2 separate regions of the Mus musculus genome follow, and region 2 is linked to region 1. A link is a loop called in an ENCODE intact Hi-C map of the cell type or tissue named here. Cell type or tissue: heart. All regions are shown on one strand.

Region 1 (5,000 bases):
TCTTGCTGCTGCTTTCACAGGGAAGCAAAAAGCAAAGGAGTGTGATTGCTAAATGAGCAGACTTTGAAGGGGGCTGCTCAGGCAGTCCGAGGACTTGGCACAAGTGCGCCACGTCACCGGTGATCTTGCTTAAACATGGCGGTGGGTTCGGCTTTCCTGTGCCGTGTTCTCCTCCTTACTCGGCAGAGTCTGTTTCTCAGTCCCTGGTGGATTTTCCTGCGGCTGTAGGATGTTGCCATCCCTGCTTTAGATGAGTTAGGTGAATGAATCTATAAAGCCATGTTTATTCTTGGAATTCTCAGGATGTAGAGGAGTCACATCACTTCTTTGTTGACTGCTATATTGGGAGATGGAGCTAATGAGAATTCGAATCCTTTCTTTTGTGTTCAGATTACAAAGAAACGGGCTTCACACAAGCCAACGTATGAGAACCTACAGAAGAGTTTGGAGGCCATGAAGTCCCATTGTTTGAAGAATGGCGTCACTGACCTCTCCATGCCCAGGCAAGGGAACCCGGATCGATTGGCCAAGCCTAGAGAATAGGTGGAGACAGGTCCCTGCTTGTCAGAGCTCCCTACTAAGTGGCATATCTGTGGTCTAGCTTAACTGAATGAATCAGTTAAGTAATGGAAGGCACACACCTGCCTCAGCTCCTCTGTGGGGAGTGCTGATGGCTGAATTCTTGCCATTGTGTCTGAAGCGATAGCCTCTACTCCTAAAGCATTAGCATTGAATCTCAGACTGCAGACTGGGCAGCTGCACTTCCGCTCGGGCTACTGCTGAGCTCCTAAAATTGGATTTGGTGTTAGGAAAGTTGTCAGTGACCTCTACCTTTTATGCTTCATGCCTGCTTGTGGGGAGCAGTCAGGATGTCCTTGATGTCCCTTTGAGGACTTAAATGACATTGGTCTTAGGTGACCCTTTACTTCTTCTTGAGGACCTGGTCCATACCCTTTCTCTTTTTATTGCCCTAGTAGTTTTTAGTCAGTACTGACCAAAGCCCAAGTGACTTTCAGTGTGACCACAACATCTCTTCTTTTTATTTTTTAATGTGCATTAGTGTTTTGCTTGCATGTATGTCTGGGTGAGGGTGTTGGATCCCTGGAACTGGAGTTAACAGGCGTTGTGAGCTGTCATGTGGATGCTGTAAATTAGAACCCCTGGTCCTCTGGAAGTGCAGCCAGAGGCCTCTCTCCAGGCCGTCATCGTTTCTTCAATATACTAGTGGCTTATGTATCAGAAAGTTAAAAAGTCACTGTTCAGGAACTTGATTGTCCTGCTGTCGTGTGAAATTGGCAGGTTTAAGCTTTCCCTTTGTCCCGAGGGCTGTGTCATATTAGAAAGTGTCAGGTGGTAGAGTTGACCATCTGGTTGCAAAGGCCTCATTCTTGTCACACAGCCAGCAGCATCTCCGGGCATTCCGTTTTGACTTCCTTCCTAAGGTCCTCCCTCCTGTGCATGCTCCCTAACTCTCTATTATTTTAAGTATGTTTTAAACATATGGACATTTTCCTGCCCACTCAAGTCAGTTTTCATTGAAAGAGTAACTAGGCTAGTGACCTCGTATCAAAGAGTGAAATAATTAGAAAGTACTTAAAAATAATTGGAAAGCAAAGAGATACGATGGTCGCCCAAGAACTGTCTTGAGTGACTTCACAACAAGAATCGACCTGGAGATTTTTCATCGTGGCTTCCTGTGGGTGAGAACCTGGGAAACTGCTTTGGTTAGAGCCCAAAGGGAGCGGGGAGGGGGCAGGCTCCTAAGCACGTCCATCATAGCCAGTGGAGGGTGTGTGTTCACGCGTCCTCTTAACCAAAGACCAAGAAAAGGGCGTGTTTTCCTTTGTTCTCAGGATTGGATGTGGTCTGGATCGGCTGCAGTGGGAAAATGTATCTGCGATTCTCGAAGAGGTGTTTGAGTCAACAGACATCAAAATTACTGTGTACACACTCTGAACAGATGAAGATCTTGGATGAGCCCGTGGTCTTTTGTGTCATCTACGAAGCTGTGGGACTAAGCAGCTGTAGGACCTCAGAATGGGCAAGGACAGTCTGTGAGAGGGAGTCTCTCCTAGGCCAGATGTGGGTTTCTGTACTCCAAGAGGATAGGGAGGGCACTGCACCCAAGCAGGAGGTGAGGTCTGTCACTAGGCAGGAAACCATGTAGGTAAGTGTAGGACCTGCTTTGCTTAGCCACTACTGGATTTGTTTGGCTGGCCACTGGGTGGCAGCATAGGTTCTAATTTTCTTTTGAAGAGAAATTGTGGGAAGGGTAAACTTTTGAGATTTTTTTTTTTAAAACAATTTTATGTTTGTGCACTTTGTGTTAATCTCACCAAAAATCATCATAGGAAAGGATTATGGTTTTTAGTTATGACATCACAATGTGTCAAGAGTGGAACAATAAACGTTTCCCTTGTGTTCACTGAGGTTTGCACACATGAACGTCTGTGTTCTGGATCTTGGGGACAGGCTAAACTTGAGACTCAATTTTGAAGAGCCAGAGTTCCCTGGGGAGAACAAGAAGGTAAGAGGAGGTATGGACAAGGACTGTCCGCCTGGTTACAAGGTGCGGTTAGAGTGCTTGTGGGGCTCTTTACTGTCTGCTGTGGAGTTGATGTGATTGGACATGCCTGGACTTAATCAGGAGGCCAGCAAAGGAACACTGAAGACTCAGAGGCAAGAGCGGGTTCCAGGTCCTAGAAGATTGTGACATGCAACTAACTGGGCTCTCACGAGCACTACAGTAATTATTGGTCCCTCTTCTGAAACTAAGGACAAGCATCATGTCTATGGTGGGGAGATAAAGCCCGCTGATTTAGTCAGTGTTCTGTTATTAGAGATACTGGGGCAAGTAGGAATCCTCCCTACCCCACAGTGCTTGTACTGCAAGTTAACACAGCCAGACGTACCACAGTCTGTACTCCAGTGTGAAGGCTGATTGGTCAGGAATGGGCGATTCTTCCAGTGTGAAAATAACTAAGTTAGAAGGGGCTGTGGAGACACCAGGAGAGCCCTGATGATGGGATTCCTCGGTACATGAGATATTGCATATTGCAGCCTGCTGGCAGGGGGGTCGAAGGGGAGCACACAAGTTCTACATGGTACTGTGGGAGGAGTCCAAAGCTGTCGTTAGAACCTGTGTCTCTAAAGCCGTAGGAAGAAAATGTCCAAGTACATGAAGCAGATGATGAGAGCGGGTGATGGGCAGATGATAGTATTTCACTCTGGGAAATCTTTACGTTCCTTCTCTCCCATGGATTGAATCTATAGCCTTTCATGTTAGACTGTTCCTCCACCAGCCTACACTTCAGCCCCCATGGGAACAACTGAATGCTTGCTCAGATCAGTAGCTCTCTAGGCGCCTTTGCTTTTAAGGGGATTATAGTTAATAGTTAATTTTTGTCAGGGAGCCTGATTGGCTGTCAGTGACATTCTGGACCTTGGTGGGAATGGGATTAAGTGCCTTTGGGTCAAATTCCGGTGACTTATCACACATGAAGCCTGAGGAAAGGGGAGTTGGCTTGATAACAGACACCACTTCCTCAGAAACCCAGTTAGAGTCTGGCTCTAACTGGCCCCAGCGCCCAGACATGCAGTGTGGTTTCACTTCTGCAGCGGACTCAGACCCTTTGAGAAGTGACCCTTGCCACCTCCTGTCGTCATTTCCAAGAGTCTCACGGTGTGTCGGAACATTTAGCTGTTACTTTGGACCCCCTCTTTAGGGAAAAGAAAATTGCTTACTGCTTGGCTGTTGAGATGTGGCTGTCTCGTCAAATTCCATGAGCCTTGTGTTCCCCCACCATCTTATCTTCACGGGATAGGACAAGCTCTCCTTTACAAACACTCCCAGGAACACATTCTTTTCTTTCTTTCACTGTTCGGTAGTATTGGGGATGGATGAGAGAAAGCCTTGCATATTCAACCTGCTGGTCAACCCAGAATGCTCTGCTGCCTCACAACCTCCCTTATGTGAATCAGTCTCCTGGTTGCCACTGGGTATACTAGGCTGGCTAGCCCACAGACCTCCAGGGGTTCTCCAGCCTTCATGTTGTGCTAAGAGGACAGACAGATGCTTCTACACCCTGCTGCATGTGAGTTCTGGGGATCTGAAGCCTGGTTCTCATGCTTGCAGCAAGAGTTTTACACACTGAGCCATTGCCAGCTCCCCAGCCCTCGGGAGGGTGGGGGGTTGGGTGGGGGGTGATATTTTCAGGTCAGGACCATGGTGAGAAGTCAGCCTGAGAGAGTGAGTTCTTTGCTGTCAAGACTTGGCTTTATCTTCCTAATGTCATGGCTTGGTTCTTAGCTGGCAATATCCTTGCACCTAGGTAGGTATCCACTCACTGTCCATGGGAACTTCCCAGCATCCCACTTTCTTAAGAGAACAGGCCACAAAAACCACTTATTTCCTTTATTGATGTTGCTATTTTGTCTTTTTTAAAAAGTCAGCCCAATTCAGAACACTTTTCTAGCTGTATTTCAAAGGTCTGTACCTTGACTGAGGATCTTTGTCTCAGGCAGCACCCCTGGAGAGGCAATAAGACCCTCCACCCCCAGGTACCTGCTGCCCACATCACAGTTGTTTTTCTTGTCTTCATTTTCCTTCTTCTGATAGCCGTATTACAGAAGGCATGATTGAATGAATGAATGACGTCCCGAGGTATGTTTTGAGTTCTCTGAGAGAGGGTCTTGTCCAGTGCAACTGGTTAGTGTCAGATGTCCAACTCCAAGTAGAATCAGGAAGCCAGGTATGTCCTGGATGGCATCCGGGTCATTGCTCTGAGTGGCAGCAGGTAAAACCTACAAGGGAACCAACATGTTACTGAGGGTCTTGCTAACCCCCTTTGAAGTAACTAAAGCCTCTTTGTGCCTTCCCTAAACGACCCTGCATGTCTCTCCTCCAGGGCCTCCTGTGGTTCCTGGCTGAGGTGGTGTTGGGACTGTCTCCTTCATTGCTTTGGTGTGGTTTACCACAGCCCCAGAGATCTGTTTGGATT
Region 2 (5,000 bases), 190 kb after region 1:
GGTAGAACTTTCCCTCCACCCCTACCCTCATCCTAGTAGCCAACTGATCTAGTCCCCCAGAAAGAAGCCAAGGACCAGGCAATCCAGTCTCCCTTACTATAGGCACAGGGCTTTGCATGGACTGCTTTCCCACACTTTCTCAGGAGGAGGAGAGCGCTGTTCATTTAGCATCCCTGCCTGCTGGGCCTGCCATGAGTGGACACTGTTCTCAGCATTAGTGTGTCTGGGTTTGCCTATGAAAAACACAACATTCACTTGCTAGTGGCTTAACCACCTAGAGGTTCATTGGCTCTCTGAGAAAATGAAGCCCTAGCACCGTGTCCAAAGGTTGAAGGTCAACAGCTCAGCATTGTTACCAGGATCCCAACTGTTGTTGTCCTCTGCTGGTCTCTGCCTCCCCTGACATGGCAAGATGGATACCCCAACTCCTAACAGCATCATCGAAAGACCACAGACAGGAGCAAGGCACAGAGGAACCTTCACTTGCCCTTCGGAAGGTGAAGGGTAGCTTTCCAAGGAGTGCTCAGCAGACTTCCCACATGACCCTAAGTCTAATCCTCGACCAACCCTAGGCAAATGGATGTGATAGCACTACAAACTGCCTTGGGCCAGTTATGATATACCACCATGGGAAGGGTATTAGCATCTCTTAGGAGCTCAGAGTCCAGAGCCAGCAGGCACAAATCACAGCACTTATACCAGTAAATAGCTATGCACATGTGAGTGAATTCCATCAAACACAGGCAAAGAGGGATGCTGTTGTCCCAAATCTCTAAGGGTAGCTGCGGCATCAGCTGGTTCTCTCCTGCAGGAATCCTGATGTTCAGGACAGACCTGTGTGGAGTTGTCAGTGAGAGAGATGTGTGTAAGTACTTGAGACAGATAAAATAGTTCTGGGAAAACAGAAGAACACAAGAGGGTCAAGCTTGTGGCTCTGGGCATTGCATGGGTCACCAGCAGGCTTCCCTTTGGCAGGGGACTTTGGTGGGGATCAAGGCTAACAGGCAGATTCACTTGATTAGTCTACTTGGTTAGCTAATGTTTAAGGCTCAGCTTGCTCAAGGATTCCTAGACAGTTCTGCGGGATTCACACCCTAGTGGAAGGTAAGAAGTAGTAAGGAGGAGAGAGCCCTGAGGGTACCACCATTTAACGGTGGGCAGGGCCAGTGCCAGGGAAGCCTTGGGCAGATGCCTGGACACTTAGAGAGAAGAGGGTACCATAGGTGGACTCTCCCTGGTTGAGCTGAGTAAATTTCTAGCGTATACAAAGCCTTGGTTCAATCCCACACACAATGAACAATAACAACAGTCAAAAGAATGGCCCGAGGGCTGGAGAGATGACTCAGTGGTTAAGAGCCCCGACTGCTCTTCCGGAGGTCCTGAGTTCAAATCCCAGCACCCACATGGTGGCTCACAACCATCCATAATGAGATCTGACACCTTCTTCTGGTGTGTCTGAAGACAGCTACAGTGTACTTACATATAATAATAAATAAATGGAAAAAAAAAAAGAATGGCCCGAGACCCTTTGGAACCCACTCATGTGCCCTGGCTCCCATGGACTCAGTGACTTTGAAGACCTCTGCATTGGTTACTTTTCTGTTGCTGTGATAGAACACCACGAACCAACTGTTTGGTGATTGCTCATGGTTAAGGCTCGGGTTTGAGGTGAATTATTTGGGATTTGTGCTTCCTCATGGTGTGAGCGAGGCCGTTTCTATCATCTCTGTGAGCAGGGGATGAAGCTATTTCTTGGTCAGACAAGAAATCTTACCGTGGAGTGGAGTGAAGAATTGGAGGGTCTTATTCTATCTCCAGAGCTGAAAGAAAACTACCGGCCCCGGGGGAATAGAAAGACAACAGGACCACGGGCCCAAGACACTCTGCACCTTCCTTCCTATCTATGAAACGGTGACAATACCCCAGCAGCAATCAATCTTTCTGCTCTGAGTCCCCGGATCCCAGGAACTGAGAGCAGCCTGGGGCTCCAGGTGCCGCCTCCCCATAACACTCCTCTGCTGCCCCCTAAAGGTCACTTCTAGGATGGTCCCTCCTCCACCCCTTTTTTCAAGGTGCAAATGAAATCATGCTTCTCCTATCTGGCCCACAAACTCTCTGTAGTCTGTGGTGTTCGAAGGCATCCCTGAAGAGTTCCCAATAAGTGTGTCCTCCCCACCCCCCCCCGCCCCCCCAGGCAGGGAAGCTGTTTTACTGTGTAGGGAGTGGAACTGTAAGAAAGCAAACTTCCTGTCTATCATTCCACCAGGGAGGTGGGTGGGAGGGTGGGGCTGGGGGCTGGGGAGGAGAAAAGGGGAGGGGGGAAGGAGGATCCAGAAGGCGATCCCAGGTTCTTCTAGTCGAGGGCCATCTGTGGAGTAGCAAGGGCTCTGGGTCCCTCCTTACTGCGTTGTTTGCTGACAGTGTACAGAAAGATATACTTCACTCATTTCCCTTCACAGTCCTAGGAAACCGTCTGCCCTTCTTCCCATCTAAGTGTCCTGAAGGACATTACTCAACCCTGAGCCACCCAGACTCCCTCAAGCGGTTCTTTCCTCTCTGATGCTCCGGTTCTGGGAGGTGAGGTGTTCCCTTGCCCGTTTCAAAGCATCACCTGGGGCTCGCAAAAGCCCCCATTTTAGGTGATGAAGTCTAACCCCCATCTGCTGACACCCCTCCCTGTTTTTCTCTATCCACTTGAAGCAGCAACCACGCTCAGATGGTAAGCGAGGACTGTGCCCACAGTCTCATCAAGGAGAGGGGAACGTTCCCAGGGCCAAGCGAATCCGGTAGCATTTGAAGAGCGGAATTTAATTTGATAGTTTATATTCTGCATAGTTGCCTCCTCTATTTGACTCAAGTAAACAGCTACCTACTGCCACAGCTGTCTCTGCGCCAGAAAAGAAATAGGGTGTGGGGGATGGGCTTCAAGGGGACTTTAGGACCCCGGGGACTGAGAGTGACTGGCTTGGTGTGGGGAAAGGCTGAGCTGGGCATAGAGATTGTGGTTTTCATCTTTCTCTGAGACCTGGTGGGCTCAGAATAAGTGATCAATGAACCCCCACCCTTGCCCTGAACCCCACACTGGGGAGCTCTGTAGAGGCAACTAAAGATTTGAGACCTGAAACTCAGAGATAACCTCATCCCAGTTCCACACAGGACCTTTGGCCATCCTTGGAGGCTGTCAGGAAACTGCAAGCTGGGTTCACTCTGTCCAGGATACAACGAGGACAAATAGACCCCATTGGATGTCAGTAGTCGCTGCTCTCCTTGTCTTTCTGGGGTAGTTTCTTTCTACATAGCCCAAGCAAGCTTTGAACTTTCGATCCTCCTGCCTAATCCCCCACCCCCACCCCAAATGCTGTCATTACAGGAACGAACCACTATGGTTGTTATCTGGAACAGAGAGGTCCTCAAAGTTTCAGATCACTTCTGAGTCCTTTGCCCAGCTTGGGACTCCAACTGGTTAGGCAGAATCTCCTCTTGTAGGGAGGCGAGGCCACGCAGGCTCATCGCATGTCTGAGAAAGTGCCCATCCTGTCTCCCTTGTCCCTGTTCCCCAACAAAGCTGTCCTTGGGGCGGAATGAGAGCACTTGGATAACTTTCCTGGGAGGTAACATGTCTATTCATTTCAGGGGCTGGATGCAGACCTTAGTGAGGAATCCTACAGGCTCAGGGGTGGGGTGGGGTGGTAGTGAGTGGTTATTGTATCGCTTCACTCCTTCTTGCTTTGATTTGATTTAGCATCCGCAACAAGAAATGACTGAGGCAGGGGCTATGGGTGTAATGAGGACCTGGGGCTTGTTGCACACATGCATGTGCTCAAAGACACACACACACACACACACACACACACACACACACACACACACACACATCCAACCTGCCCCCCCCCACAAAGGGTTGAATTCTGACTCATTAGTGAATACACAGAACCCCCACGGCACCCACCTCCTGGTTACCCTCCAAAAAATCTAGGCCATATGAATAAATTGGCATTATTCAATTTGCTTTGCATAGCCTTGGGAATTTTTATACAACCGTCTCATTAAGAGAAATGGTAAAAGCCGAGGTCACATACCAAACGCGCTCTTAAAAAGAAAACTTTGTGGGCTTGGAGATGGATCAGTGGGCAAAGCCCTTGCCTTGCAACAAGGACCTGAGGCCAATTTCTAGAACTTCTATTAAAATGTCGGGTACAGTGGCACATACTTGTGATAACAGCATCAGGGAGGTGGAGTCAGGGAGATCCCTGTGGCTCTCTTATTATATAGCCTAGCCTATGGGGAGTTGCAGGACAGTGAGACTTCATGACACTTTAATGATGCCTGAGGTGGTTCTAAATGTCATATAGTAGCATGTGCTGCATGAGCACTTGAGTGTGTACACATATGTGTGCGAGTGGGATGGTGACACCGCCCACAATGGGCTGCCCCACCCCGCCCACAATGGGCGGTCTCGCCCTGCCCACAATGGCAGGCTCGCCCCGTCCCACCCACAATGGGCTGCCCGGCTCCACATCCATCACTAAATAAGAAAATGTCCTACAGGTTTCCTCAGTTGAGGCTCCCTTCTTTCAGAAGACTCTAGTTTGTGTCAAGTTGACATAAAACGAACCAGCAGAAATATGCACTGGGCCTGAGCTCCAGGCTTCTTGTCTGTCACTGTGTTGTGATCAGACATCCGATGCTCCCTCAACCGTGACTTCGTCACCATGATGCATTTTATCTATTGAAGCTGGTTCTGTCAGGTGTCTTGTGAGAGTGATATCAAAAGTAACAAACGCGTCCCATCACTCTGTTCCCCGACCTGCCTTCCTTCTCATGTCAGGTAGGTTACAGTCTGCCTCGGGCCTTGGCACCTGCGGGGTCATTGGGCAGGGTGTTTGCTTGACTGTCCTCTGGGCTACTGAGAGACATCTGACCTGAGGTGGAAAGGGGATGGGTGACAAGCCACTGATCACACTCAGCACCAGGCCCTCTTTGCTGATCTCAGCATTTCT

What was found. A loop is a pair of places that touch in the nucleus more often than their neighbours do. Peaks named below come from ENCODE experiments on the same cell type or tissue, not always from the same donor. Only the 100,000 strongest peaks of a DNase experiment are listed, where the experiment ranks them.
Region 2: a loop joins it to region 1, with 12 times the contacts of the local background. A loop is called at or near these places in 19 of 42 quality-filtered maps.

Annotation. Positions count from the first base shown.
Region 1 is chr17:48,414,831-48,419,830 of GRCm38, forward strand. Oard1 (O-acyl-ADP-ribose deacylase 1) reads left to right here. Exons shown (of 6, transcript NM_001289490.1): 5 at 391-503; 6 at 1,854-2,440. The coding sequence ends at 1,956. It overlaps Apobec2 (apolipoprotein B mRNA editing enzyme, catalytic polypeptide 2), which reads right to left. Exons shown (of 3, transcript NM_009694.3): 3 at 4,401-4,803. Among named protein-coding and RNA genes, the nearest start is that of Gm30283, 6.2 kb to the right of the region's middle. In heart, a CTCF peak has its summit at 2,215 (motif pointing right); DNase peaks (open chromatin) are centred at 1,371, 2,051 and 3,591; H3K4me3 peaks cover 550 bases; H3K27ac peaks cover 1,430 bases.
Region 2 is chr17:48,600,701-48,605,700 of GRCm38, forward strand. No RefSeq gene overlaps it. Among named protein-coding and RNA genes, the nearest start is that of Gm24071, 15 kb to the right of the region's middle. In heart, a CTCF peak has its summit at 2,028 (motif pointing left); no DNase peak of the experiment used is centred here; H3K27me3 peaks cover 166 bases.